Linked DNA regions of Homo sapiens: region 2 is linked to region 1. A link is a loop called in an ENCODE intact Hi-C map of the cell type or tissue named here. Cell type or tissue: OCI-LY7. All regions are shown on one strand. Links, peaks and the distances in the headings refer to the core of each region. The heading gives the core; the rest is flanking DNA.

Region 1 (15,757 bases), core at 2,578-10,577:
CTGAGCTGCGTCATCACGTTCCCCTCCCCTTCCCACCATCCTTGGGCCTTCCAAGTTTGTTTCTGGTCTCAGGGTCAGGAACAGGACCTCGTGGGAGAACTGGCACTTAAGTGGTAGGGAGGGAGGAGAGAGAACTGAAGAAAAGGAGTGTTTGATCTCGGGCTCTGGAGGAGGAATTGTTACAGTTATATTGTACTTTGTCTGGTTGTTCAAACCTACCTGGAGTGTTATGCTTCCCTGGGTCCCCTCCAGAGAGTGATAAAATGATGCACACCCAGAAATTGGCTACTTGGATGACAGTGGCTTAGGACAACATATCGGAGGTGGAATAAATGTGGAAACTAGGACTTTCTAGTCTGCAAGAGATAAAAATAAGAGGCATCCTTTTCATGCGGAAGAAATCACACTTCATTACAGTCACACTGAGTGGCTGCTGCAGACGGGAGAAGCAAGATGGGCGGGGGGTGAGGAGGGGAAAGAGTTGCAGGAAAACAAATAAGGAAGAACTGACTTAACGGAGCTACCCAACAATGGAACAAGCTGTGTTACAAGGAAGCCACTGCCGTGTTATAAAGTGATCCAAGCAAAAGTTGCAAGTAGGCTGGGCACGGTGGCTCATGCCTGTAATCCCAGCACTTTGGGAGGCCGAGGCAGGCGGATCATGAGGTCAGGAGATAGAGACCATCCTAGCTAACACAGTGAAACCCCGTCTCTACTAAAAATACAAAAAATTAGCCCGGCGTGGTTGTGGGTGGCTGTAGTCCCAGCTACTCGGGAGGCGGAGGCAGGACAATGGCGTGAACCCAGGAGGCCGAGCTTGCAGTGAGCCGAGATCATGCCACTGCACTCCATCCTAGGCGACAGAGCAAGACTCCGTCTCAAAAAAAAAAAAAAAGTTGCAAGTAAACTTGTTTGCCATCAGAGGACTTCTGCATTGCAGAGGGGTTGACCTCAATGGCCACTTAGGCCCCCTGCAGCTTTGAGAGTCTGTGACTATGGGGCAAGAAGCAGAAAGGTGCAAACTAGAACTAAAGGGGTGGGACAAGTTATAGACAATGTAGTGAAGTAGTTTTCACCTGCTCTGAAAAGGTGGAATAAGATGGAAGCCATCAAAGGAGGCTTAAGCCTTGTTTCCCTTGGATCTTGGCAACTCTCTCCCTGTTCTGTCCTTGGCTTCAGCTCCCTTTGACCTTGTATTCTTAAATTATTTCCACAGGAATAAATACCTTACGTACACTTTAGATGATCAGGAAATCTGGCACCTGGAAAAGAACTGCATGTCCCAGGAGGATGGTTGTAAGTTTTTTCATTGCAGTCTTTGTAAATCTGCATCCGTCTGTTGGTTGATGGAGTTTTCCTTAGTACAGTGCCGAGCTTCCAGCTTTAATTTTAGGAATGCTGTACCCTTTACAACCTCTCGATGGTCCTCTGTGCTGGAATCGAGGGCACCCACCGTGTTTAAGGCTGATCCCTTTCTTTCCTGCAAGTGAAGAAGAATGTTTTGACTTAAGTCTTAACCAAGTCTGGTGAAGGAAACGTGGCAAAATTTACCATCTTCTGGGCTTTTGCTGTGTGCCTGGCCCTGATTAGGCATGTTGTGTGTTCTCTCATCCAATCATCACAGGAAGATCTGCTGTGTCGGTATCATTAGCTCCATTTTGCAAATAAGAAAACCAAGCTTCAGAAAGGGCTAGAAACTCATCTAAAGTTTCAGGTGCCCACCACTACGCCCAGCTAATTTTTGTATTTTTAGTAGAGATGAGGTTTCGCCGTGTTGGCCAGGCTGGTCTCAAACTGCTCACCTCAGGTGATCCACCGACCTCGGCCTCCCAAAGTGCTGGGATCACAGGTGTGAGCCACTGTGCCGGGACTGCAGTGCTCATTTTTAGAACATAGATCCAAATAATCCCCATAGTCTGTTGCTTCCAGAGCTTAGTTGAAGGCAGATATGCACATATTAATTACAATATAGTGTGATAAATATTATGATTTGGGTGTGCACAGATGATGGGAAGAAGATCCAGTAAGTTTGGGAAAGATTTCTGGAAGAGGCAACACACAAGCTGTGTCTTAGAAAGTAGTAGCTGTTAGCCTCTGGGAAATGAGCATTTTTGAGGCAGGGGAAGGCTGCAGGAGCAAAGATTTGAGGGTGAGAAATGGCTCATTGTATATGTCAGGGAAACACTAGCAGGTTGATATTCCTGGAGAGAAATGCATGAGGCATGAAGTGGCGGGACTTGAGGCTGGAACCATTACATGTGTTATTTAATAGAATTTTCATAACACTGCATACACTATTATTATCTCAATTTTTTATTTTATTTTATTTATTTATTTTTAGACGGAGTCTCGCTCTTGCTCAGGCTGGAGTGCAGTGGTGCGATCTCGGCTCACTGCAACCTCCGCCTCCCGGGTTCAAGCCATTCCCCTGTCTCAGCCTCCTGAGTAGCTGGGATTACAGGTACACACTACCATGCCTGGCTAATTTTTGTATTTTTAGTAGACATGGGGTTTCACCATGTTGGTCAGGCTGGTCTCAAACTCCTGACCTCGTGATCCGCCCGCCTCAGCCTCCCAAAGTGCTGGGATTACAGGCATGAGCCACCATGCCCGGCCTATTATCTCAGATTAATAGGCGAGGAAACAAAGGTTGAAGGAGATTCAGTGACTTGCTCAAAGTCAGACCGTGAGTGTGTTGAGTTGCGTGGTCTTGAACATAGGCCTGCTTGCCTCCAGAGCCCATGTCTCAGCCTCCACTTCAGTGCCTGCAGAGGCAGGCTGTGAAAGTCTGGCTTGCTGGCTAAGACGATTGTTCCCTCTCTTTTAATGTTTCAAGGACAACATCCCTTGCCGAATCCTCTTCTTTCAACCTGCCTCATGGTGTTACCCAACTTTTTGTTAAATTGGGACTAGTGGGTCTGATGTTGACAGGTTTTCTGAGTCTTGGTTCTAGGGTTCACCTTCCTTTTTATCCAGCCAATCAGTAATCCAGAAGTCTTCAAATAAAATCTTTATGTGCCCAACCACGTGTGAAGAGGGAGAAGATTCATCTCGTTTCTCAAAAGATCCAGGTTTATTTGTGAGCCCAGGTAGTGCCTGCGAATCCTTTAGTTTGGAGAAACACTTTGGGGACTGGAACAGGAACAATCACAGCTGGCTGGAGGAACGTGGGGTAATGGGCCTTGAGCTGTCCCTTTAAGGATGAGTAGGAGTTGGGAAGGTGGAGGGCATAACATATGAGCAAAATTATTGTCTCACTTAATGGTGAATGGGACATCTTTTGCCTATTCTCCCCATCCTCCAAGATAATTCCTGGGTTAGAGTTGGCTCTCGGGTAGGAGAGGCAGTATGGGGAATTCATTCATGCAAAATCAAGATTATTGAAAACTAATTAATTGGATCCCAAAGACAAGATGATGAAACTACTCAATGAAATAAAAAAGGTAATTACAGAGCCAAGGAAGACATTGGGGATAAAAACAATGTCATTACAGAAAAAGTTACCAGGAAACATAACAGAATCTGTTGAAAATGAAATTGCTAACAGAGAAGGAAGGCTTGAGGAAAATCACAGCCTATGCTGAGAAAAAAGATAACGCACTTAAATCAGAGATCTAAAGATCATACAAAGGTGGGCCTTCAAAAGGGTAATTGGAGAGTCTGCGGAGGCACTCGTCGCTTTTGCTCATATTCCATTGGCCAAGACTTAGTCACATAGATAGACACACCTGGCTGTAAGTAACTCTGGGAAAAAGTCTCCAGCTGAGAGGCCATATGCCTTCTTAAAACTCAGTTTTGGGGAAAGCTTTCTACTACTGAAAGGAAAACCTGGATATTGGGATCAACTAGTATCTGCTTTAAGGGAAGTCATGTTGGTCTCAGACATGACTGAACAGGTTTACAGAGGCCAGGTGAGGTGGCTCATGCCTAAAATCCTAGCACTTTGGGAGGCAGAAGCCTGCGGATCGCTTGAGGCCAGAAGTTTGAGACCAGCTTGGGCAACATAGCGAGACCCTAATGAAAATCATCAGCTGGGTGTGGTAGTGCATGCCTGTAGTCCTAGCTACTTGGAAGACTGATGTGGGAGGATCCCTTGCCCAGGAGCTCGGGGCTGCAGTGAGCTATGATTGTGCCACTGTGCTCTGGGCTGGGTGAAAGAGCAAGACCCTGTCTCTATTTAAAAAAAAAAAAAAAAAATTGTTTACAGAGTTCTGGGGCAAAGGCAATGGGACTGAAGAATTTTACACTCAAATTACTTTGCAAGTATGTCAGGCAGACATCCTCACACTTGCAAGAATTTAGGGAATCTAGCACTGAAGAGGCCTTCTCAGGAAACCCACTTGAGGAAGAAAAAGATTAATCGACAAACATACTTAGAAGGCATAGTGGAAGGTCAATTGGTGAACTCTTAATCCGTTCAAATAGAGAAGCAAAGCTAAGCAGGGGCAGGGATGGGCAGTGAGGACTAAGGAACAGAATGTGAGGAAGTAGAAAGAATATACCAGAAATAGGGGGTTAGGGGAGACGTGAGGAGATGTTAAGTGCTAACTTTAATTAGAAGTGTACCTTTTCCGGCTGGGCACGGTGGCTCATGCCTGTAATCTCAGCACTTTGGGAGGCCAAGGCGGGTGGATCACGAGATCAGGAGATCGAGACCATCCTGGCTAACACAGTGAAACCCTGTCTCTACCAAAAAAAAATACAAAAAAATTAGCCAGGCGTGGTGGTGGGCACCTGCAGTCTCAGCTACTTGGGAGGCTGAGGCAGGAGAATGGTGTGAACCTGGGAGGCGGAGCTTGCAGTGAGCCGAGATCGCGCCACTGCACTCCAGCTTGGGTGACAGAGCAAGACTCCGTCAAAAAAAAAAAAAAAAAAAAGAAGGGTACCTTTTCTGGCCGGGCGCGGTGGCTCATGCCTGTAATCCCAGCACTTTGGGAGGCCAAGCGGGTGGATCACCTGAGGTCAGGAGTTCGAGCCCAGCCTAACCAACATGGTGAAACCCCGTCTCTACGAAAAATACAAAAATTATTTTGTACTGGGCATGGTGGCGGGCGCCTGTAATCTCGGCTGCTCGGTGGGGCTGAGGCAGAAGAGTGGCTTGAACCCAGGAAGCGGAGGTTGCAGTGAGCTGAGGTCGTGCCACTCTAGCCTGGGCGACAGAGTGAGATTCCATTTCAAAAAAAAAAAGTGTTCCTTTTCCTTATAAAATAAAATAATAAAATTAGCTATTTTATTTTACTTTTAAAAAACTTATTATTATTATTTTTTGAGACAGTGTCTCATTCTGTCACCTAGGCTGGAGTGCAGTGGCGCGGTCACTGCTCACTGTAGACTCGATCTCCCGGGTTCAAGTGATCCTCCCGCCGGCCTCCGAAAGTGTTGGGATTACAGGTCTGAGCCACTGCTCCTGACCCAAAACAGCTATTGTGTAAAGCAATCCCCATCTATCCTTTCACGCATGCTTTCTTCCATCTTTCACACTTCTATCCATATACAGATATAGAGACTTGAGGAATGATACTAATTCATTTATTTTTTCCTGGATAGAGGGCTCTTGGGTGATTTTTAGCTCTATATAGTTTTGCATATTGATTGACATTTTATAAATAATGAACTAGTCTTACTTAAATCAGACCACTGAAGCTATTCTGAAAGGCACCATTAAAAACTGGTTCCTGGGGAGTGAAGAGTGGGAACGGAGATACAGATGGATGAACACTGTGGGGGATTTGAGAGTCAGTTATGCAAACACCTCACTCTAGGCAGAACAAAATACGTTATCAATCAGATGGACAGCTGGGGATTGGGGCCCACACGACAATGGAAAAGGTTTCACCCAGGAGACCGATGGAGTTTTGATAGGTGGAGAATGGGAGAAAGGACCTTTCTGGCCTGGGGGCAGCAGGAACACAGGCCTGGGGATGAAGGGGCGTTGGCATGTCTGGGGTTACTGGGAGCAGTTTGTTGGTGGTTCGTGGTTGGAGAAGCAAGGATGAAGGAAAACATGGCTGCTGTTAATACAGTGTGCACAGCACACTAGATACTACACGTAGATATCTCTAGGTTGCCCAACAACCCTATAGCACAGGTACAATTATCTCTACTGTACACATGAGGGAACTGAAGTTAAGGGTGAGAGATCTGTGCTTGCTTCAGCAGCACATACACGAAAAGTGCAATGGTACAGAGAAGGTGAGCATTAAAAAATAGTGATGTTTATCTGCCCAGAGGCGCATGGTGGTGAGACTGATTTGAGCTCCCTGTGCTGCCTGCACAGCCATGCCCATGGTTTTTCTATTGTGCTATGATTTGTGGTGCACAGAGACCGGAATCAGCCACCTTTATGAAACACAAAATGTAAAAATAATTGTATAGGTAAATATTTTATAAGTAAGTCTATTTTATACATTTACGTTTATGTTTAGATTGGTATTTATTATTATTTACATTTACCTATAAAATAAAACATGGTTTAGATGTAAATTTTGTAGGTAAATTTTTAGGTAAATATAAGAGCCTACATGATGGTCCAGACTCCACCATCCAGCAGCCGTGTGGCCCCAGGCTACTTAATCAGAACCCTAATTTCCTTGCCTATAGAAGGGGATAATAATTGTGCCACTGCCTAGCCTGAGATTAGTTTTTATGTTCAAATTAGATCATAGACGTTAAGGATGAGACAGTTTGAAAGAGGCACACAGAAGGGTTTGTTATTGCGGACACACCCCTTGCTCTGCTGAGAGCATACATCTGTTCAAGCACCCACAGGTGTCTGTGAAAATGTTCACAGTCATAGACACAGCCCCTACAGGGTTGACACAAACAACCTGGTCAACAGGCAAGAAACTGCTTCCCTGACTCAGTTAACCAGCTGGAGGCTGTAATGAAAGGCAGCAGAGAGTGAGGGAGGGAGGAGGCAGGGAGTGTGTCTGGCTCTCTCCCTGCCTGGGTGAGAATCCGCTCTTGCCTGCCTTCCTGGTTGCTGGGGAATTTCTGGGCCAGAGTTGCGTCGGGATGGCTGTCAACAGCTTGGTGAGGGTGGAGGAGGCTGTTCCAGACGTGCCAAGCTACAGGAATGAATGTTGGAGCTGCCACGCCGGCAGGCCCTGCCATGTCTGGTAGACGCCAGTGGTCTGAAAGAGGGACCAGGAAGGATAGGGTTGTCAGGGGACTTCGGTGGCCAGCTTTATTCTCCAGAAGTACCGATGAGGACAAAGCAAGGCCCTGACCTCAAAGAAATTGGGCTTCTGACAACACTTATCAAACTGGGCGGGCAGCCAGACCTCTGCTCTGAGCTAGTGTGGCTGGAGGCACCTGACGTTTGCTCCGGGAAGGATCAGGATGGTTGTAGGGTGTGGGCTGGGGCCTGGTATGCTCTTGGGGGTTCAGAAACTCTAGTGTGTGTGTGTGTGTGTGTGTGTGTGTGTGTGTGTGTGTGTCTGTGTGTGTATGTGGTCGTTGGAGAGAGACCCAGGCTATTCCATATCGCTGAAGAGATCCGTTTCTTCCTTATCTCACTGGTCTCTCTGCTATACCAACACCTTTGGCTCAGCCTCAGCTCCAGCCAGCCTCAGTTCCGGAGGAGCCCCCTCAAATTCATGGCCCACAAAGGAGAGAGAAGACCTCCGATCTCTTGTGCCATGCTCACTATGCTATGTGAAATTTGCTATGTTAGACCTTGACATCCTGGATGGTGGGGATGATGACTGGTTTCTCTGCACAGCCCTGGGCCCAGTATCCTGCCCAGCCCTTAGGAGTCCTCATGGAATGAGCTCAGCTCCCGCGATGCTCCTGTTTGTCCACTGAGGTAAGAACACATCCAGCCACCAGTGAGTTGAGTGGGTGTTCTCTCGGTAAGATCAAGGTGTGACAGCAGGCAGTGAATTTGCAGTAGCCCGTGGTGGGAAGCCCGTGAGGCTGTAGTGGGCCCTCCTGCTCCACCAGAGAGTCATTTTTCCTACCTGCCAATTCTAGCCTTGGAAATAAAAGCCAAGCAGGCGGGTGAAAGAGGGAAAATTCTCTGGGATGGTTCATGGATCTGAGCCCTGGAGGAGAGTCAAGCTTGGGACCTTGTTCTTCTTGTCTTATTTTGGGAACCAGGGTCATAGGAATTTGTTCCAGGTGAGAGAGGGAAGAAGGCAGCTAGGGAGCTGTGACGTGGCAGCCAGGCTGAGTTATCAGTTACCTAAGAGTCTGCCTCAGGGATTGCCTTTGTGGACTGCACAGTGCTGGTTCTGGGAGGAGGCTGGCCTTGGGCCTGAGCTGGAGGTGGTGGCTGACAGTGTGAGGAATGAATCCCCAGAAGATGATTCCTGCCAGAGGGCTTGTGACGGCTCCTTTTTTGCTTTTCACAATGAACATCTTATTCTGGGCTGCAAATTTGGATGAGGGGAAAAAACTGGCCAGGAGGAGATGAACCAAAGGCGTCTCACAGGGAATCCTTCTGTACTTGAAGAGTCCTGCCCTTGTCTCCCCAGCCAGATCCAGTGACTCACAGTAGGAGGGCTTGGAGGCAACTCACTGCCTTCCCTGTTAACTACCGTTTGCAATGTCACCTTCCTCAGAAAGACCTTATCATTCGGAAAAAAAACCACATGCTTTGTAGCCAGACAGACTTGGGTTTAAATTCCAGATATGCCACTTCTCAGGTGTGCAAGCTTGGCAGCTTGGCCTCTCTGGTCCTCAGTTTCCTGTCTTAGTCTATATTCATCCTTTCTGCCTTGTAGCATTGGTGTGAGTCCTAGAGGTAGTGCCTAACCTAGTTTTGGGCACATGGTTGGAGACCAATAAATCGTGGTTATTTTCAATATCACAGCACATGTGAACGGTTATTCTCAGTTATTGTCCACCTGATGGGCCACTTTGCTAGGGGCTGTGAATAGAAAGAGAAATGAGATACAGCCTCTCCCTGGAGGAGCTCTCCATCTAGGAGGAGAGCCAGGCCTGTGGAAGGGGGCACAAAGGAAAGCAAGTTGCACAAGCTGTGGAGGGAGCTGGAGGCAGGGGCAGAGAAGGCCAGAAAAAGAGATGATATCCTCAAAGGCTTTAAAAGAATGAAGAAGAATCTGCCAGGCAGTTGGGGCGGGGGCAGCATTGGATCCACTCATAAGGGAGGGCAGAGCTAACAGTGGAGGCTCCCTGGACAGGTGAGCCCTCGGGCTTCCCCCTCTCTGCTGGCATTTGATCCTACTCAGTTTGGGTCAGGATAGAGTCTGCAGTCATTTTCCAGCAGGTGGTTTTACATGGGCAGGAATCCAGCCAGGCCTGACTGGGGGAGAGGGTGTTGAGGTGGCACTTGTCATCCCAGTGATCTCTCCATAGGTATCTGGGCTCCAGGCTTAGGGCTAGGAGCAGGAGTGGGCCTCCTCAGAGGGAGTGGGACAGATTACCAGGCAGGAACTGCAAAGGCAGAGCTCACTAAAGTGCAGGCTCCAGGTCATGTGGATGGAGGGGCTTCACAAAATGGTACAAAGCGGTTGTTATCAAATTCAGACAGCAGGTAGGTGGGAGGAGGGGTGACCTGTGACTTCTGTGATTTCTGGGAAGTCCACTGACCCTTTATGCAGTGCTCAGTGTCAAATAAAAAGAACCGGAGAAGACCACCTTGATAGTTAAGGATATACATTTGTGGTTTTAGTTATTCACAAATGACTCTAAAGTTCTGTGATATGATATGATTGGGTGAATCATTTGGATGAGATAAAAACAGGATTTTATTTGCTGCATGCATGTTGTGTGTCACCTAGGTGGTGATAAAAACAAACGTAGAAGCTTTCATTTACTGAACTCTTACCATGTCTGGGCATGCTATATGCTTTACAAGTATCTCATTTAGCCCTGGCTAAATCCAGCTCTTTGAACACCATACCTACTCCACAAATCTGAGTGTGACTGTAGAAAAGCATAGTGTCATCCTGAATGGTCCCACTCTAATTCTTTTTTGTTTATTTTTTTTGAGACAGAGTTTTGTTTTTGTCCCCCAGGCTGCAGTGCTATGGCGTGATCTCGGTTCACTGCGTGCAGCCTCTGCCTCCTGGGTTCAAGCGATTCTCCTGCCTCAGCTTCAGGCACCTGCCAACGTGACCCGCTCATTTTTTGTATTTTTAGTAGAGATAGGGTTTCACCATGTTGGTCAGGCTGGTCTCGAACTCCTGACCTCAGGCAATCCGCCCACATCGGCCTCCCAAAGTGCTGGGATTACAGGCATGAGCCACTGCGCCAGGCCGTAATTCTTGGCCATGACTCTTAAGGGGACATTGGTGTTGTAGGCCATGTCGCTTCATTTTGTTGGTCCATTGGTTCTCAACCCTGGCTGTCATTAGTGTTACTGGTGGGAATTATAACACGTATTGCTGCCTGAATTCCTCTCAAACTAACGAAATCAAAGTCTTTGTGAGGTTGACCTGGGCACCAGTATCTCTTTGTTAACCTGTGCTGTTAATTCCAATGAATGATAGTTGAGAAGCATGACCATTCCTCTGTCATCTAGATGACTGTTTCGCACCTTTTTCTCTCTCTTCAAGTCTCTAACACCTTCCCTATCCATACTCTCAGTTGATACCTTGTTTTAAACTTACCTGAAAAAATAATGGCAGTCGGAGGAAAACTTTCATACCTTTTGTCTTAGTCCATTCAGGCTGTGATAACAAAATACCGTAAACAGGGTGGTTTATAAACAAAAGAAATGTATTGCTCATAGTTCTGGAGGCTGGGAAGTCCAAGTTGAAGGCACCAGCAGATTCGGCGTCTGGTGAGAGCTTGCTTCCTAATTTATGGATGGTGCTTTTTCACCGTGTCCTCATGTGCTAACAGGGCTCACTAGTTCTCCAGAGCCTCTTTTATAAGGGTACTACTGTATGAGTCCATGTTGCCTTGCTATAAAGGAAAACCTGAGACTGAGTAATTTATAAAGAAAAGAGGTTTATTTGGCTCATGATTCTGCAGGCTGTACAGGCATGGCACCCACATCATCTTCTGGTGAGGCTTCAGGAAGCTTTTACTCACGGCAGGAGGTGAAAAGGGAGGGGGTGTGCCAATTTTTATGCTCCTGGAGAGAGTTGTCTGCATTTGCACCCTGCACTCCCTCTTCTCTCATTCTCATTTAAACTCAACATGATCAGTCTTTTGTACCCATCACACCACCAAAACCATACCGGTCAGGCTCACCAGTATCCTCTCTTGCCAAATCCAGTGGTCAGATCTCAGTCCCTATCTTGACTGATCAGCAACTTTTGATACAATTGACCATTCCATCCTCCTTGAAATAGTTTCTTCTCTTGGCTTCTGGAACATCACTGTCTTTGCTTTTCCTCTTCTCTCACTAGGTTCTCCTTCTCAGTTCCTTTTCTTGGCTCATTTTCTTTTCTTTTCTTTTCTTTTTTTATTTTTATTGAGATGGAGTCTCACTCTCTTACCCAGGCTGGAGTGCAGTGGCGCGATCTCAGCTCACTGCAACCTCCGCCTCCCGGGTTCAAGCGCTTCTCTGTTGGCTCATTTTCACTTGGTCACTGTGGAGTGCCTCTGGGAGTGGCCCTTGGACTTGGCCTCTTCTCTGTCTCCTCATGCCCTGGCCATCTCATATCATCAATTTCCTGACAACCCTCAATTTATATTTCCAACCCACACCTTTCCCCTGAGTTCCATGCTCAGATATTCAACCATCTACTTGACAAGTTTCCTTAGACATCTAATATACATCTCAAATATGACAAGCCCAAAATCGAACTGCTGCTTTTCTCCCTAAAAGAGCCATCCTCATTTCAGTGGACAACAATTTCATCTTTCCATCTTTTAGGGCTTAAACTCTGGAGTCATTCTAAATTCTCTTTCTCTCATGCTGCACCCACTCTGTTAGCAAACCATGTCAGCTGTGCTTTCACAATAAATTAAGAAACAACTACTTAATTCATCAAATTCATGTTGGTCCAGGACAGAAGACCTGTTCTTTCTCTTAGAATCGTTTCACAACTGAGCCTCCTGCTTGTAGTCTTGCTCCTGTGGTATGTTCTCAAAACAGTAACCAGAGTGATCATTTTAAAAGCTGTAGTGATGTGTCATTCTTCCGCTCAAAAACCAGGAAAGGCTTCCTCTTTTACTCAGAGCTTAGAAAGGCCTACAGGATTCTGTGTGACCCAGCCTTCAGACCCTGCAGACTTCATCTCCTGCTCTTTTCCACCGCTTCATTCTGCTTCACCTCACTGAGCCTACTCCTCAGATATAAAGCACACTTTGGTCTCAGAGCCTTTCCACTGCTTCCTCCAGGCAGGACACCTTCCTTCATGTATCCTATTGTTTTCGTCTCTTCTTCAGGTTTCTATTTAGATGTCACCTTGTCAAACAGGCCATTTGACAGCCTTATATAAGATTATAATCTCCTGCCTGTCTCCTCCCACCGACTTGGCTCTCTCCCTTTTATCCTTCCTTGTTGCTGTTCAATAGCGTAGGTGGCCATCTGAGTTACTACCCTGTGTCTTTTCTCACTAGGAACTTGCTTCCATGAGGGCAAGGATGTTATCTCTTTTGCTCACAGCTATTTCTTTAGGACCCAGAGCAATGCCTCAGGTATCATAGGCATAATCCACATTTGTTGGCTGAATTTAACAAAATCCTCACAATGACATTTCAAAATTAGTTGGAATAACCCAAAATTTATACATGAAGAAACTGAGACACAGAGAGGTTTTTTTTTTTTTTTTAATTTTATTTTATTTTAAGTTCCAGGATACATGTGTAGGATGTGCAGGTTTGTTACATAGGTAAACATGTGCCATGGTGGTTTGCTGCCCCTATCAACCCATCACCTAGGTATTAAGCCCCACATGCATTAGCTATTTATCCTGATGCTCTCCCTCCCCCAGGCCCCCTGACAGGCCCCAGTGTGTGTTGTTCCCCTCCCTGTGTCCATGTGTTCTTATTGTTTAGCTCCCACTTATAAGTGAGAACATATGGTGTTTGATTTTCTCTTCCTGTGTTAGTTTGCTGAGGATAATGGCTTCCAGCTCCATCCATGTCCCTGCAAAGGACATGATCTCTTTCCTTTTTATGGCTGCATAGTATTCCGTGGTGTATATGTACCACATTTTCTTTATCCAGTGTATCACTGATGGACGTTTGGGTTGATTCCATATCTTTGCTATTGTGAATAGTGCTGCGATGAACATATGCGTGCATGTATCTTTATAATAGAAGGATTTATATTCCTTTGAGTATATACTCAGTAATGGGATTGCTGGGTTACATGGTATTTCTGGTTCTAGATCTTTGAGGACTCACCACACTGTCTTCCACAATGGTTGAACTAATTTACATTCCCACCAACAGTGTAAAAGCGATCTTATTTCTTCATAGCCTCACCAACATCTGTTGTTTCACGGCTTTACTAATTGCCATTCTGACTGGCATGAGATAGTATCTTTTTGTGGTTTTGATTTGCATTTTTCTAATGATGCATGGTGTTGAGCATTTTTTCATATGTTTGTTGGCCACATAAATGTCTTATTTTGAGAAATGTCTGTTTATGTCCTTTGCCCACTTTTTAATGGGTTTTTTTTTTCTTGCAAATTTGTTTAAATTCCTTGTAGATTCTGGATATTAGAGCTTTGTCAAATGGATAGATTAGATTGCAAAAATTTTCTCCCGTTCTGTAGGCTGTCTGTTCACTCTAATGATAGTTTCTTTTGTTGTGCAGAAGCTCTTTAGTTTAATCAGATCCCATTTGTCAATTTCTGCTTTTGTTGTAATTGCTTTTGATGATTTTGTCCTGAAATCTTTGCCTGTGCTGATGTCCTGAATGGTATTGCCTACATTTTCTTCTAGGGTTTTTATAGTTTTGGGTTTTACATTTAAGTCTTTAATCCATCTTGAGTTAATTTTTGGGTAAGGTATAAGGAATGGGTCCAGTTTCAATTTGCTGTGTATGGATAGCCAATTTTCCCAGCACCATTTATTAAATAGGGAATCCTTTTCCCATTGCTAGTTTTTGTCAGGTGTGGCAAAGATCAGATGGTTATAGATGTGTGGTCTTATTTCTGAGATCTCTGTGCTGTCCCATTGGTCTGTGTGTCTGTTTCTGTACTAGTACCATGCTGTTTTGGTTACTGTAGCGTTGTAGTATAGTTTGAACTCAGGTGGCTGGATGCCTCCAGCTTTGTTCTTTTTGCTTAGGATTGTCTTGGCTATATGGACTCTTTTTTGGTTCCATGTGAATTTTAAAGTAGTTTTTTTTCTAATTCTGTGAAGAATGTCAATGGTAGTTTAATGGGAATAGCATTTAATCTATTAATTATTTTGGGTGGTATGGCCATTTTCATGATATTGATTCTTCCTATCCACAAGCACGGAATGTTTTTCCATTTGTTTGTGTCTTCTCTTTTTTTTTTCTTTTCTTTTGAGATGGAGTGTCACTCTTGTCACCCAGGCTGGAGTGCAGTGGTGTGATCTTGGCTTATTGCAACCTCCACCTCCCGGGTTCAAGCGATTCTCTTGCCTCAGCCTCCTGAGTAGTTGGGACTACAGGTGCGTGCCACCATGCCCAGCTAATTTTTGTATTTTTAGTAGAGATGGGATTTCACCAGGTTGGCCAGGATGGTCTTGATCTCTTGACCTTGTGATCCACCCACCTCAGCCTCCCAAAGTGCTGGGATTACAGGCGTGAGCCACCATGCCCGGCCTGTGTCCTCTCTTATTTCCTTGAGCAGTGGTTTGTAGTTCTCCTTGAAGAGGTCCTTCACTTCCCTTGTTAGGGGTATTCCAAGGTATTTTATTCTCTTTGTAGCAATTGTGGATGGGAGTTCATTCATGATTTCGCTCTCTGCTTGTGTTTTGCTGGTGTATAGGAATGCTTGTGATTTTTGAGGCGCAGAGAGGTTAAACAACTTTTTCAGAGTAACACAGCTTGCTAGTGTAGAACTAGGACTCAAACCTGCCAAGTGACTGTGTCGTTAGATCGTCTCTCTGTGGAGCCTGGCCTTCCCCCTGCACCCACATCTCAACTGCCTCATTTTTTTCATGTCTTGTTGCAAGCAGCCGGTCCCACAGAGTGAGAAAAATCCCTGTGAAAAATGTCGCAAGTGTGACTGGAGGTGTGGGAAATGCATACACAAACAAGCCCTTATCTGCAACTTTCAAGTCCAAAAATTTGTGAAAGTCAAGCTTTATTCTTAACCCATTTGGTGGCAAAACCTGATTTGGACTGATGTGAGGCTATTTATAAATCTATGCCTGTAAAATGTTTGTGTTTGTTTTTTTTTCTTCCTGGTAAATTAGTATTTCCTTTAAGGCTCTTTCCAGGAACATGCTCAGTTTTAAGACCCGATTAAGATCAGGCACAGCAGGCCAGGCTAAGAGGGGCATGTGTGAAATGCAGTTCTATACCAGAGGGAATGAGGGAAAGTCCACATGCTCACCAGCGAGGCCTCTCGCTGCTCCCAGCACTTTTTCTGCTTCTGTCACACAGTGCTGGATACTAGAGTCAAATTCTGCTTTCCCTAGTCATGAGGCTAGAGGAGTCTTTCTGCATAAACTTAAGAGCCCAAGAGAAAAAGCCTATAGATATTGATATTTAGGGTGTTCCAAACAAAATTTACAGCTGACTCACAATCACCCTCCCGTAAGATCCACCAGTTCAGAAGCACTGATCATGCACACAGAACATCCGGTCAGTTTTTAGTGTCTCACTTTTCAATTTAAAAAGACAGCTAACGATCACCAGATATTTGAGAAAAGTTTGAAACATGAAAGGCAGAAATTAAAAGAGACA
Region 2 (15,757 bases), core at 6,092-14,091, 64 kb after region 1:
TTTACCTTTCTCTGCCTCATTTCTTCATCTAAAATCAGGTGACAGCAATGTCTCCCTGTAATATTGCAGTGGGGATTAAATCTGTTAATACTTGAAAAGTGCTGAGATCAGTGCCTGGCACATAAGTAGTGCTCAATAACTGTTGTAAACCTGGGTTTGGATCTCACTTCCATTGCTTTCTGGAGGCCCACTTTGGTCAAATGGCTGACCTTTCTGGACTTCAGCTTCATCTGTAAAATGGGATTATGGCATCTACTTCAGCATCATGTTAGGGGTTTAAGTGAGAAAATGCATTTCACACAGTGTCCTGCACATAAAGGGCCCACCATATATGTAATGAAAAACAAACAAACGGCCGGGCTCAGTGGCTCACTCCTGTAATCTCAGCACTTTGGGAGGCCCAGGCGGGCAGATCACGAGGTCAGGAGTTTGAGACCAGCCTGGTCAACATGGTGAAACCCCGTCTCTACTAAAAATACAAAAATTAGCCGGGTGTGGTGGCGCGCGCCTGTAATCCCAGCTACTCAGGAGGCTGAGGCAGGAGAATTGCTTGAACCCGGGAGGCGGAGGTTGCAGTGAGCCGAGATCACGCCACTGCACTCCAGCCTGGACAACAGAGTGAGACTTTGTCTCAAAAAAAAAAAAAAAACCCAAAAACAAAACAAACAAACAATGTTTTTAGCTTTATTTTCTACTCTACCAAAGAGAGAGCTTTGTTGCCTTATATTGGTGTTGTAATTAGCTGTTAGATCTGACCATATTTTCTGTTATGGTGTATTTTTAAGTCCACATTCTAGGTTTAAGGCCATCTTGAAACAAATGGGAGGCAAATCAACATTTTCGTGTGTCTGAAGCTTTTAATGTAATTTTGTTTTGGAGATGAATGAGCTCATAATTCCACAAAGAAGGGATGATATTTCATATACTTATTAGTTTAGTGATTTCCCTCCCACACTTAGTGTCAAACTGTCAGGTTTATGGAAGCTATCAAATGTTTCTTTATGCTCAGCAGCACAGATCAAAGTTGTCTACATGATAAGGTAAAAAACATATTCTTTAGGAAATGCAAAGAAATGACCCAAAAGACCCTTGAGCACAGCTCATTCCTCTCCCTGGTCTGTCCAACTTTCCCTCAGGAAAAGTCAATGTAGTCATTATGTCTGGAAAATGCCAAGGACTTCTTTCCCTCATTTTTTACATGGCCTTGCACTCTGTGAGGCATTGGCTGGGAGGTTCATTGTGGCTTTCTTGCCGCTAAGCATCTCCTCTCTGCCAACATCTCATCAATTCCTGTCTGTGCCAATTACCTTTGCTTAGGATTTGGGGTGAGGAAAGTTGTGTGATTTGTCTGTTTCTGTTTCTGGGTAAAATCTCAACTCTGGGCGTATCAGCAGAAAGGGTTCTGAAATGTCCCTTGATTCAGATGATTCTGAATCAATAGCATGTATGTGTGTGTGCATAATTACCCTTACCCAGAAAATTCTCCATTATAATTCTTTAAAAGCACAGGTTCACAAATTATTAGAAAGTATATTTTGTATACTATTTACGGTAGCAAAATATCAAATGCAAGAAGCAAGTTTAATTAAAGATAGGCAAGACATTTTACTGAAGAATATAAAACATTAGTAAGAGAAATAAAACAATGGCTTATGCAATTATGGAAACTGACAATTACCAAGATCTGCGACTGGCAAGGTGGAGGCCCAGGAGCAGCAATGGTGCAGTTCCAGTCTGAGTCCAAAGGCCTGAGAACCAGGGAAAGCCAATGGCGTAGTTCTAGTGCAAATGCCAGTTGGCCTAAGGCCTTTCAGTTTGAGTCCAAAGGCAGGGGGAAAAAAACCCCAAAACCAAACCAAACCAAAACAACAACAGCAAAAACAATGCCCCAGCTCAAGGCAGTCAGACAGGAGGAGCTCCCTCTTACCTGTGGGAAGGTCAGCCTGTTTTACTGTATTCAGGCCTTTAACCGATTGGATAAGGCCCACCGTTAGAGAGGGGGCAATCTGCTGTACTCAGCCTGCTGATTCCAGTGCTAATTTTATCCAAAACAACCTCATTGAAACACCCAGAATATTTGACTAAATATCTGGGTACTCTGTGGCGCAGTCCAGTTGACACATAAAATCAGCCATCACCATCAATTTGGGGGAAAATTGACATTTTAACAAAATTGAATCTTTCAGTTGATCAGCATGGTATATATCCTCCATTTATTTAGATCTTTTATTGCTCTCACTAGTGTTTTGTAGTTTTCAGTAAAAAGTCTTGCCTATCTTTAATTAAATTTGCTTCTTGGCATTGGATACTTTGCTACTGTAAACAGTATATAAGATATATTTTCCAATGATTTGTGAAATTTTGCTTTTGAAGAATTATAATGGAGAATTTTTAGGAGAAGGATAATTGAAAATCCGTCAGACAGCAGTGAAGTTTAGGAACTACCATTCTGGACATAACCATACATCATTAATAAAATATTCCTTACATCCCTATGCTACTTTATTATTGCCAAAACATTTTTTTTTCCTTTGGTCCTCGTAAGGGTTCTTAGAAAGAGACAGAAGAGCTATTATTTCTACTTTCATACAAGGAAATGTGGCCTCAGGGATTGATGTGGTTTGAATATATGTCCCCACCAAATCTCATGTTGAAATGTAACCCCCAGTGCTGGAGGTGGGGCCTGCTGGGAGGTGTTTGGGTCATGGGTGTGGATCTTTCATGGCTTGGAGCTGTCCTCACAACAGTGAGTTCTCATGAGATCTGGTTGTTTCAAAGTGTGTAGCACCTTCCCCACCACTGCCTCTTGCTTTTGCTTTCGCCATGTGATGTGCCTGCTTCTGCTTCACCTTCCACCATAACTAAAAGCTCCCTGAGGCCTCCCCGGCAAGTGAGCAGATGCTGGCACCATGCTTGTGCAGCCTGCAGAGCTGTGAGCCAATTAAATCTCCTTTCTCTGTAAATTACCCAATCTCAGGTATTTATAGCAATGGAAGAACAGACTAACACAGGGAGACTATCTGAAAGTCCTATGACTAGCAAGTGGCAGAGCCAGCCCCAGAGCCCAGGACTTTTCCTAAGAGAGAGGTCCTGCTTCTGATACCAAAGTTTTTCTATAGAAAGATGGCCTTTTATAAGCATTACTGAGAAGATACCTCCAGGTGCCCAGGAAGAATCTCCTGCTTGTAGCCTCCATAGGCAGTGTAGGAGGAAGGGAAGAAAACAGCAGAGTGGACCAAGGTAGCAATATGTAATACACTAGAGTCGGGAGCGAGAATGATGTCCTGTTAGCTTATACGGCACTTTCGTGCTATTAAGAAAGGATGCCCTTTCAGCCAGTACCAGATGCCATTATGCAGTGAACAACTTGTACAGTCATATGTGACATCCCAGAGAGAAAACAACAAATACAGAAACCTTACTTATTCAGGAATTAATTATTGATGAGGAAGCTAAATTGGTGTTTCTTTCCTTTAGAGAAATTGATTGAAAATACTTCAAGATGATTCAAAGCTAAAAGAGAAGAAATCATCTTTCTTTCTTCTCCCTTTTACAACCTTTCTATCTTCTATCCTTTCTCTTTCTCCTCTTCTTCCTTTCATTACTCAGCACTTATTGAGTGCCAGGGCATGAAAATGCAGAGATAAATGAGGTGGCATCTCTCCCTAGGAGCTTCTAAGTCTTACAAACGTTTTTGACTGCCACCATCAATAAGAAGTACATTTTATGGTATTGCAGTTTTTTTTTTAGGTCTTTCTTTTTTAAGGTTTTTATATATTGAAACATTTATTAATGAAATGATGAGTTCAGGATTTGTTTCAAAATCTAGGGATGTAGGCGTAAGTGGGGTATACACAAAACAGGACTGACCATGAGTTGATAATACTGAAACTGGTCATGGGTCTGTGGGGTTCATTATCTGTCATCCATGTTTCTTTTTCTTTTTCTTTTTTTTTTTTTTTTTTTTTTTGAGACGGAGTCTTCGCTGTTTCGCCCAGGCTGGAGTGCAGTGGCGCGATCTCGGCTCAGTGCAAGCTCCACCTCCCGGGTTCATGCCATTCTCTTGCCTCAGCCTCCCCGGTAGCTGGGACTACAGGTGCCCGCCACCATGCCCGGCTAACTTTTGTATTTTTTAGTAGAGATGGGGTTTCACCGTGTTAGCCAGGATGGTCTCGATCTCCTGACCTCGTGATCTGCCCGCCTCGGCCTCCCAAAGTGCTGGGATTACAGGCATGAGCCACGGCGCCCGGCATCTGTCATCCATCTTTCTAATGATCTATTTGAGACAAAAGTTTCATGAAGCTCTACTTTCTCTTATTACATGCAGTGGATTCTGATATTTTAAAATCTTGTTTATTCTCTTTTTAAAAACCTGGTCCTTGTGCCCAAATTGCTTTTGAGATCCACTGATGTAAAATAATACGTATTTTGAAAAACACTGGTGTATCGAGGGAGAGAGGGACCTATAAAATAATTGATTACTGTCAACCAGAAAGTGCTACTAGAATATGGTCAGAGGGCTGTGGGAGCACACAGAAGGGAAGGACCGACCAACAGGGTCCTGGGGAGTCTGGGAAAGCCCTTCAGTAACTTGCATGGAAGAGGAGACATAGGCATCTTTGACAAGATGGTGGGGGGATATCTGACCTTGAGGATGAGGGAAGTGGTGCAAGTGGGGTGAGCCAACCTGAGTTCAGTATGGCTGCAATGTGAGGGCTGTTGGGGAGTGGCAGGAAATGAGGTTACAGATAGCAGCAGCAGCAAAAGTCACTAGTCTTCTGGGACAGCCTAAGGAATTTATATTTTATCTGTGTTTCAGGGAACCATTGGAGGATAAACTGAGAAATGGCCCAGTTCCATTTGCCTCTTACAGAGATCATTCCGTCGGCTCCTTGTAGATAGACCAGTCTACCTCTGTGGTCTGATTTAGAACATAAAACCTAGACCCAAAGGAGAGCCAGTCTGGAAGCCAGATCTAACCTACCTCATGTAATCATGTCCCCACTCTGCCACATGACTTCTCAGATCTACACAGAACACAAATTGGGCTTTTTCAAGTATTTATCAAAACAAAAATTATGGTCACTTTCAGGACATAGGAAGAGGTGAAAATAGAGCCAATTCCCTGTGTGCTCCTTTCCCCTTTTCCCTGCATAGGGTTCTCTCATCTGTAGAGTTACGGCAACCTGTGAGAGATTCATAGTAATCACCTACAGTGTGGCATTTTTCTAGGTGCTTTACAACTATTAACTCACTTAATCTTCATAATAATTCTATGTGGTAAGTATTATTATTATTAATTTCATAGATGAGGAAACTGAGGTAAAAAGAAGTAAGTGATTTGTCTAAGGTCACACATCTAGCAATTAGCAGAGCTGGAATTTTGGCAATCTGGCCCCAAAGTCCACTTTTAACCACCATTGTGCTTCTTGATTAAGTTTGATTTCATTCCAGTCATCTCCTTAGACTCAGATGTTTGAACAAAGAGAATCGTGAAAAAAATTTGGCTTTAAGTTTTATTCTCAAGATTGCCAAATCCCTTTCTTCCCTAATGAGAGGAAGAGGAAAGTTTTCTAGCTGGGAGAAAAAGGATGGCTTCTTAGAAGGAAGTGGTATTTTAGTGGAGTTTTGAAACATGGATGAGAAGTAAATTGCTGAGAAGGATGAGTTGCTAGTACAGCCAAGATGAAATAATCCAACCACAATCTCTACCAATGTTTACAACAGAAAGCTGAATAGGATGCAAAAAACCACATGAAAACTCTGAAAAGTAATAGCAGGCAGGCAGAGTACTGGGTTCAAAACTTGAACAATGACTCACGATGAACATGGATTTGCAGAACAGTGTGGAAAGCTAAGAGTCCGAGATAACTCCATCTTTCTAACTAGAGGAAGCAGGGGGGAAAAGCCACTGGAAGCCAGAGAGTGTGAGGAAATCCCTGAGAGGAGAGAGGTGGAAAAAGGGATCCACAAATTGGACTGACAAAAGTCCTGGGCACACTACAAGGTGTGCATGCATGGAACAGACCCAGGAGGCACAGAAGAGGTTTTGAGAATCTAACTATGATATTAACAACCACCCAAGTCCCAGACAAACTCTTGAATGGAGCATGTGACAGATTGACTCAAATGGCATACCAAAAGCTTTGAAAACTGATCTGACACTGGAGCTAACACTCATAAAAAGTGAGACAGTACTTTCAGTCTGAACCTAAGTGGATTAATTTCCTGGTAAAACAAACAAACAAACAAACATTTTTCAGATGATTTTTAACAGGATTCAGAGTCTCACAACATATTAAAAAATCCAGGATACAATTCAAATTTACTCAATATCAAAACAACCTGGAAAATCTAAACAGTACTCAAAGGAAAAGACAGTTCAATAGGCAGTAACACTGAAATGACTTAGATCGTGAAATTATTAGACAAATAAAGTAGGTATGACCATTCTCCACTCTTGAAATTAGAAAGTTCTTGAAATTAGGAAAGATAGAAGTTCTCAGCAGAGAACTAGAAACTGCAGAATAATCAGATAGAAATTTTAGACCTGAAAAGATGATATGGGCCCAGTAGCGGAATAAATATAACAGAGAAAAGAGTCAGTGAACCTGAAGGTAGATCAATAGAAAGTATACACAATGAAATATACATTATGAAACAAAAAAAAATTGGAGAAAAATGAAAAGCCTTTCATGGTACTGTGGGACAATGTCAAAAGGCTGAAACTTCTTGGTATTGGCATTCCATCTCAGAAGGTAAAAAGAAAAATACTGGTGCAGAAAAAAATATTTGGAGAAAGAGTGGCTGAAATAGTTTCAAATTTAAAGAAAAACGTATCTTCACAAATTGAAGAATCTCAGTAATTTCAAACAGGATACATTTAATAACAACTCCTCAGCCACCTCATAAGAAAACTTCTAAAAACCAAGGATTAAAAAACATTAAGAGCATTAAAATATGACACATTATACGTAAGAAAAGGGAAGGAAGAAAAGAGAAGAAAGGAAGGACTCAAGAAAGAGAGAAAGAAAGAAAAAAGAGAAAAGGAAAGGAAGGAAGGAAGGAAGGAAGAAACCTATTCGAATGACTGTCCATTTCTCATCCAAAACCATGGTGGCCAAAGACGAAGACAGTGAAACCCCGTCTTTAGAATGCTGGAAGAACAAAAAAACTATCCACCCAGAATTTTATATCCAGAAAAAATATTCTTTGGGAGTGAAAGCAAAATAGAGATATTTTCAGGTGATGGAAAACCAAGAGGCTTCATTTCCAGGAGCTCTCCTCTTAAAGAAATACTAATGGAAGTTTTTCAACCTGAAGGGAAGCTGTACTAGAGGAAAAGTTAAAACTTGAGGAACAAAAGAAGAGCAGGAGAAATAATAAATATCTAATACATTCCCCTTGATAAAAATACACACAAACATAAATCTCATGACATGGGTAACTACAAACTACTGGCGATATTTTAGATTTATTTCCTTTAAGTCTTTTTTTTCTGTGAATATGCGTTTCTCTTTTTCTTTTTTGGTTTTTCTCTCTCTGTCTCTTCCTTTCATGTGGACATTTCATAACATATTTAAATATTCCTTTTTGTTGGGATTTGAGGTTGTTTCAGGTTATGCATGGACTGAAGTCAAACTACAGTCTTTGGCAGCATTTCTGATAATTCTTTTTTGGAGATAGAATTACTGAATTAAAAGAAGATGGACATTTTTAATGCTTTGATTCTATTTGTGAAATTGCCCACCCTCCCTCCCTTCTTTTCTTCTTTGCTTCCTTACCTCCCCTCTTTCTTCCTCCCTTTTTCTTTCAACTAAGATTATGTAGTATATAGTTTTATAATATTCTTTATTTATTCAATCTATATTGTGAGCATTTTCCTGTTTTGTTAAAAAGTCAATAATTAAAAAAACTTTTAAGTTTTTAAATTATTTTTAATGGTACTATGGTCGTATTTTTTTAAAGGTACATAATTACATGTTTATGGATGGAATGATATGTCTGGGATTTACTTAAAATACTTAGGGATAGGTGGCTATGAATAAAACATTATTGACCCTGAATTGATAATTGTTGATGCTAGGTAACGGATACATGGTGGTTCATTATTGCTACTTTCTATAGTTTTCTATGAGTGCAATTTTTTATTTTAAAACTTTATCTGAGTGTGGTGGTGTGTGCCTGTAGTCCTAGCTACTTGGGAGGCTGAGGAGGGAGGATGGCCTGAGCCCAGGAGCTCAAGGCTGCAGTGAGCTATCACTGTGCCACTGTCCTCCAGCCTGGGTGACAGAGTGAGACCCGGTCTCTAAAAATAAGTAAGTGAATAAATGTTTTAAAAGTAAAAACTGTAAGAAATGTTTATGAATTTATTTTTAATTGTTCAATCGTGACCCATTGTGGCTGGGCATGGTGACTCACGGCTATAATCCCAGCACTTTGGTAGGCTGAGGCGGGTGGATCATGAGGTCAGGAGTTCAAGACCACCCTGGCCAAGATGCTGAAACCCCGTCTCTACTAAAAAATACAATAATTAGCCAGGCGTGGTGGTGGGCACCTGTAATCCCAGCTACTCAGGAGGCCGAGGCAGGAGAATCGCTTGAACCCGGGAGTCGGAGGTTGCGGTGAGCCGAGATCACGCCACTGCACTCCAGCCTGGGCAACAGAGCGAGACTCCATCTAAAAAAAGAAAAAATTATAACCCTTTGTGTGGACATTTCATAACATATTTAACTTGTCCTCTTTAAAGGAAGAGGACAAGTTAAATTGTCCTCTTGGGAATTGAGGTTATTTCAGGTTATTCATGGGCTGACATAAAACTGCAGTCTTTGCTTCTCTGAATACTTCTTTTTTTGAGATGGAATTACTGGGTTAAAAGAGAATGGTCATTTTTAATGCTTTGATATATTTAATCAAATTGTCCTTCAGAGAAGACGTTCCATGTTATTTTTCCATGAGTTACTTAAAAGTGACCTTGTCAGCTCTATTGTAATTTTTTAGTCTATTAATTTGGTGGGGGAAAGTGTATGTTATTATTTTAATTGAATTTCTTTTATTTCCAGTGACATTGAATCCCCAGCCTGTCACTGAATTGGTTCCCACCCGTTTAGGGAGGAGGCAGAGACAAGAGTAGAAGAAAAATGATTTATTTATTTTTTGAGATGGAGTTGTCCAGGCTGGAGTGCAGTGGTGGTGTAATGCCCAACCTTGTTTTTACTAACCCTGTTTTTAGACTCTCCCTTTTCCTTTAATCACCTAGCCTTGTTTCCACCTGAATTGACTCTCCCTTAGCTAAGAGAGCCAGACAGACTCCATCTTGGCTCTTTCACTGGCAGCCCCTTCCTCAGGGACTTAACTTGTGCAAGCTGACTCCCAGCACATCCAAGAATGCAGTTAACTGATAAGATACTGTGGCGAGCAATATCTGCAATTCCCAGGAATTAGTCTGATTGATAACGCCCAAAGCCCCGCGTCTATCACCTTGTAATAGTCTTAAAGCCCCTGCACCTGGAACTGTTTACTTTCCTGTAACCATTCATCCTTTTAACTTTTTTACCTATTTTATTTCTGTAAAATTGTTTTAACTAGACCCCCCTCCCCTTTCTAAACCAAAGTATAAAAGAAAATCTAGCCCCTTCTTCGGGGCCGAGAGAACTTTGAGCGTTAGCTGTCTCTTGGCCGCCGGCTAAATAAACAGACTCTTAATTCGTCTCAAAGTGTGGCGTTTTCTCTAACTTGGTCAAGTACAACAGTGTGACCTCTGCTTCCCAGGTTCAAGTGATTCGCTTGCCTCAGCCTCCTGAGTAGCTGGGATTACAGGCATATGCCACCATGCCCGGCAAATTTTTGTATTTTTAGTAGGGATAGGGTTTCACCATGTTGGCCAGGCCGGTCTCGAACTACTGACCTCAAGTGATCCGCCCACTTCGGCCTCCCAAAGTGCTGGGATTACAGGCGTGAGCCACCGTGCCCGGAGAAAAAGGATTTATTTTCTCTTCCTCGTTCTTCACTTTGAAGATGAGAGGCAAACACAGACAGATCCCAGATTCAAATCCTGGCTCTACAACTTACTAGTTACTGATTTTGTACCTTTATTTTTCTGACCCTCAGATTTTTTACTGAAGAAATCAGTGCAATCATGAACTGTGAAGTAATAGACATTTATAGAGAAAATGCCTGGGGTGCAATGGTCATTCTGAAAATGGTAGCTTTTGTTGTCCTTGGGAAGCTGAGGCTCAGGATGTGAAACAACCTCCTGCTCTTTTTCAGAGGCGGCAAGGAGCTCAGAGCTGGGTTCCTTCACACAGGGAAGGCCCCTTGCAGGAACTGCTGCTGGTATCTGCGTCATTAATTCTTTACCTTTTATTCTTCCAGGCTCCTGTAACCATTTATCCTTTTAACTTTTTTACCTATTTTATTTCTGTAAAATTTTATTTCTGTATCTTCCATGCCCTGCTGGGCATGAAGGCAGCTATCACAGGCCAGGAAATTCATGTTAGGGAATTGGGTCATCTTAGGGAACTAATTCAAATTGCTAATGGTATTTATTTGATTCAGTGGAAATGCACCTTGCAGTACTTGATTCGGAGGACTGGGTTGAATTTCGGGAGGGTTTGTTTGACATTGTCTCATCTTACTCTCTGGAGCAGGATTCAGACCTGGAACGCTCTCTTTCCAGGGCAACCTAGCCAAGCTATGGTCTCTGCCTCAATTTATTGCCCTTTCCCCAGGACTCACATCTTCCTCCCCACTCACTGTTTGCCCAGGCTCCGGTCATCTATGTTAGTCGTGCTCTTGCTACACATCTGCCACCTCTTTCAGAAGGTTGAGAGCAGCCAAAACAGAAACGGGAACTGTGGCTCTCAATAAACTGTCTGCTCGCAGACCAAGAGAGAAGCGGGAGTGCTTTGTCTGTATTTACTGCATTTTTTTTCATTTTTTTTTTCTTTTTTTGAGACAGGGTCCTGCTCTGTCTCCCAGGCTGGAGTGCAGTGGCACGATCTCGGCTCACTGCAAGCTCCGCCCCCCAGGTTCAAGTGATTCTCCTGCCTCAGCCTCCTGAGTAGCTGGGATAACAGGCGTGCGCCACCATACCCAGCTCATTTTTATATTTCCAGTACAGACGGGGTTTCAATATTGGTCAGGCTGGTCTTGAACTCCTGACCTTGTGATCCATCCACCTCAGCCTCCCAAAGTGCTGGGATTACAGGCAAGAGCCACCTCGCCCAGCTGCACTTTTTAAGGTTATTTGAACACCAAGCAATTAGTGCTTCTGGGCCCAGGCTAACAGATGAGGCCAGAAAACCCCACCACACTCTCTCAGTCCTGAGCAAGGGTGCTGCTGATCGGGCACAGAGCCATTTCTCCTGAAATCAAGACTGGGTGCCAGGCCGTAGGGCTGCCAGCCTGCCTGTGATTTCTCTCTGGGACCATCTCAGTGATTTCCTGTTTTCTTCCCCTGAGCACATTCAGTGCAAGAGGTCTAAGCATGAGGGTGGGAGGTGCGGTGAGTTTGGCCTGTTTTCCAAATGGAGGGGAAATCCAGGGAAGTCAGCAGGCTTCACTGTGAGTCGTCGGGTCTACCAGCGTTTCCTATGTCAGGCCGTGAGCACCTGCTCTGTGGAAATGAAAGCAAATCTTCTCCACCAGGCAGGGGCTGCAGAGGGCTGGCAGGGGTGAGGTGGAAGGGCTCAGGGAGAATTTAACAATGTTGTGTTTTCATCTTGATGATCACACAAAAATGATTCTGTACCAGTCACGAAGACTTCAATTCATAATGGAGGAGACCTTTAGCGTCTTAAGTGTTTCTTGAACACTGTTTCTTTTTCCTCTTTAAAATGGGAGCTGACTTAATCTGTAAGCCTTATTTCTTATGGCTCTATAGAAGTGATGAAATAACAGCACTGTCTGGAGAGACTTAAAATAACAAACATTTCCTCTGCACAGTTTAAAGCCTTCTCCCATCTATTACTTCCCCTGTGCTTTCCCATAACTCTGTGAAATAGGGACTATTAAGCCCTTTTTTCACATGAGGAAACAGAGACTCAGAGAAGATAAGTGACTTTTCTGAGGACACACAGTGATTTGGTTGGAGAGCTGGAGGACCTCACATCTGTGCCCTGGTTTCAGGCTTTTTCTATTAGTTCAGTCTTCACAGTGACACACCCTTGACCCTGCCTCCCACGAGGGTCCCACGTTCCTATTCTCTTTGCTGTGGAGCAGTGTTTGAAATAGCTAACACTAAAAGTGGCAACTATTGTTTTGTTTTGTTTTTGTTTTTGAGACAGGGTCACCCTCTGTCACCCAGGCTGGAGTGCAGTGATGCAATCTCAGCTCACTGCGACTTCCACCTCCTGGGTTCAAGCTATTCTCGTGCCTCAGCCTCCTGAGTAGCTGGGATTACAGATGTGCGCCACCACGCCTGACTAATTTTTGTATTTTTAGTAGAGACGGGGTTTGACCATGTTGGCCAGGCTGGTCTCTGACTCCCGACCTCAGGTGATCCTCCCACCTTGGCCTCCCAACGTGCTGGGATTACAGGCATGAGCCACCGCACCCGGCCGCAAATACTGGTTTTGTTGAGATGAACATCAAGGTCTCGTGTTTAGCCAAAGATAAATACTGATTCATGACACTCCGGAAAATTTCATCTCATCCTTGAAAATGAAGACTTTTCACACCCAACAGCGGTCAAGCCGGGCCTCAGCCTTCTGACCCTCCTCCCCTGCTTCCTGGCAGGTACAGGTTTGCCAGCTCTCATTTATTAAGCACCTGGCATGTGCCAGGCACTGCACAATCCTTACTTCTAACCCTCACTGCAGTCCTGTGAAGTAGGTGCTTTTGCACACATTTTACAGATGAGGAAACTGAGACCCCGACTGTCATGTAATTTGCCTAAAATTGCATGCTGATTAATAATAAAGCCGGGATCCAAATCTAGATTTGTCTGACTCCAAGTCTTGGTGCAAATGAAATTCAGCACCATTCCTCCAAACTGAGCCTTGTCTGAGGGTCTTTTGCCTTCTCAGTCTTGGTCTTTGGTCCCCTTTAGTTTTTTCTGGGCCCACCGTTTTGAGCTCCCAGTTACCAGCCTCTTGATTGAATTGATTGACCTGGATGGATGTGGTCAAAACAGGCAACTTCACAGCTCTGCCTTTCCCAGGCCAGCACTGGGGTGAGGTGTGGGGAGGGCAGGCAGCCCAGGGGCAGCTCTGTTCCTTCTTTGGGCCTGCTTCTTACATCTCCATCCTCCTAAGTCCACATTCTGTGCTTGGTCAGCATGCAGGAGTTGGGACTGTTTTGAGGACTTGCTTATGGGTTGTGGGGAGGGAAGGGCACTGGCATGATTGCAATACATTCCTGGGCAAGACATCTGGCCTCTCCCATTTGCGGTTCCTTCATCTATAAAATGTTAACACAGTGTGTCAAAATGTTGATGTTCTCGAGTGACTTTTCCTGAGATCTTTGCCAATTCTCAAATCAACATCCTTATGGTCATTGTTGCCAGGATCTCATTTATTGTGTACAGTAGCCTAAGAGGAGGCATTTTGTTCTTGCTTGACACATGACAAAATCACACACATGCCACCAGAGCACATAATTCCCCCTTACACCGTAAATACAATCAAGCACACCTGAAAATCTAAGTGATTTCTTCCTTATTGATTCCACGAATAAAAGGCAGTAGGGATTTCTAAATTTGTTAAAGGAAATTCATCACTGAGTGTAAATTCTCCCTAACATGGACTAGCAATTTTGTTTCTCTGGGAGCCATAATTCACAAGCCAACAGGTATTTCTGTCACTTCCTAATACATGGAGGGTACAGCATCCCCTGCACACTGGGTTCCAGCCTGAGTGTGAACTCTCTTGCGTACGAAGGGACTGGCCCCTGTGTGCTTCTTACTGCACGCACTTCATAATTACTCCTTAGCAGACTTAGGCTGTTTCATGTCTAGGACCTTCGGAGTTATTCTCAAAAGTAAAAATCCCAAATGTTGATTCTGTAAATACCAAGGGTCAACTATAATATTAGCAATGATCCAGGGCTGCTGGAGGATTCAATGAGATAAAATGCTAAGTGTCCAGCATCCTAAGTGTGCTCTGGGCTTGGGACCTTGCACATTCACTGAAAATCACTGAAATTCCAGGGTTAGGTGGGCATGGCTTTGGCTGAAAGAGTCACAGGTCAAACAAGATGATCATCTTAGTACAGGCATTAAGAGTGCAGTCTTTCCTGGGTGCAGCAGCTCACGCCTGTAATCCCAGCACTTTGGGAGGCCGAGGTGGGTGGACTGGTTGAGCCCAGGGGGTTCAAGACCAGCCTGGGCAATGTGATGAAACCTGTTTCTACAAAAAATTACAAAAATTAGATGGGTGTCGTGGTGTGTGCCTGGAGTCCCAGCTACTTGGGAGGCTGAGGTGGGAGGATTGGTGGAGGCTGGGAGGTCGAGGCTGCAGTGAGCTGTGATTGAGCCACTGCATTCCAGCCTGGGTGACACAGTGACAACTTGTCTCAGGAAAAAAAAATAAAAATAAATAAAAGAGTACAGTCTTGGATTCAGACAGTTCTGGGTTCAAACCTTGGCCCTGCCATTTACTAGCAGAAGTCCTTTAACTTCTTTGAGATTCAGGTTTCTTATCTGTGAGATGGAAAGGATAACACGGTACCGGCTTTGGAGGACTGTGGTGAGATTGAATGAGCTGTCGGATGTCCAGACCTGGCACAGTGCCTGGCACGTGGGAACCCCCTAGGAGGCAATCACAGTCACTTTTCATCCTTCCTTTCTTTCTGTACAGAGCCGCAGACCCAGCAGGTGCTTCATGCTTGTTGATGATTTCAGTTCCTGTCTAAAACCATTTTCTTGTTTACAAAATAACCATCTTCCACCCCAACACACACCACAAGCCCCCGCGGTGGATGCCAGCCAGACATTCTATTCATCAAGCGCCACTTGCCTATCCTGTGCTTGGCAGTGCTAAAAAGGAGACAGAGAAGGGATATAATCTTATTTTTCTGACTGGAAAAATAAGTTTCCCACACGCAGCACCTGGAGAAGAGTGCGGGAGTGCAGGAGAGTGTGTGTGCATGTCAGGAGTGTGAGTGGAAGTCGACACTGGTGGAGGACTCCTCACTGCAGGATCTGAGAAGCTTCCTCCAGGGACATGGGCTGGATCTGGGGCTGCCTTTGGGGACCTAAAGTGAAGGGAAAGAGTAATGCGGGAGGCAGTTCGAGGTTGAGATGAACCATTGAGTGATGACTTCTGTGGATCTGTCCCCCAAAGAAAAATGTCCAAACGTTGGTCAACATGCTCCATTAAGCACCCAGAAAGTGCAGATATAAAATGTTCTTCAGGTGTGGTAAGGAGGAAGCAAATGTGAAAACCCCCAGAGAACCAGCCCCTGCCTCCCAGGAGGCAATGATGTGGGCCAAGAGCAGAAGTTGAGTTCTGGCCTTGGCCTGGGATTGCTCAGAGGGTAGCAGCCCCTTTGCCCAAGAGATTGAGCTGCAGCCGTGTTGCTGCCTCTTCATTTGGTGACCAAAGACAAGACAAGATCACCACGTGGGGAGGAGACAGAAGTGAAAGGCCCACCTCAATGCAAGGGTGATTAGCTCTTTCTCCAGCAGTACTGACTCACTTTGGCCTACTAATCAATGTGAATTCTTCATAACAGGCGATCCCCTTTGAGTCCAGGAGGACAGAGTTGATGACAGTGTAGCCTGAAATTCCTGGGGCCCTGGATTGAAGCTGTGGCC

What was found. Hi-C counts contacts between places; a loop is a spot of excess contacts. Peaks named below come from ENCODE experiments on the same cell type or tissue, not always from the same donor. Only the 100,000 strongest peaks of a DNase experiment are listed, where the experiment ranks them.
Region 2: a loop joins it to region 1, with 3 times the contacts of the local background. A loop is called at or near these places in 16 of 110 quality-filtered maps.

What each region holds. Positions count from the first base shown.
Region 1 is chr3:186,941,132-186,956,888 of GRCh38, forward strand. All of the region lies in intron 1 of ST6GAL1 (ST6 beta-galactoside alpha-2,6-sialyltransferase 1), which reads left to right. Among named protein-coding and RNA genes, the nearest start is that of ST6GAL1, 18 kb to the left of the region's middle. RefSeq lists enhancers at 292-793, 15,649-15,757 and a silencer at 14,910-15,152. In OCI-LY7, for the core only: no CTCF peak of the experiment used is centred there; DNase peaks (open chromatin) are centred at 5,720, 6,110 and 6,790; H3K4me3 peaks cover 1,920 bases; H3K27ac peaks cover 6,031 bases.
Region 2 is chr3:187,001,323-187,017,079 of GRCh38, forward strand. All of the region lies in intron 2 of ST6GAL1 (ST6 beta-galactoside alpha-2,6-sialyltransferase 1), which reads left to right. Among named protein-coding and RNA genes, the nearest start is that of ST6GAL1, 79 kb to the left of the region's middle. RefSeq lists enhancers at 11,420-11,539, 14,511-14,560, 14,591-14,720. In OCI-LY7, for the core only: no CTCF peak of the experiment used is centred there; DNase peaks (open chromatin) are centred at 10,829, 11,629 and 12,219; H3K4me3 peaks cover 3,673 bases; H3K27ac peaks cover 7,266 bases.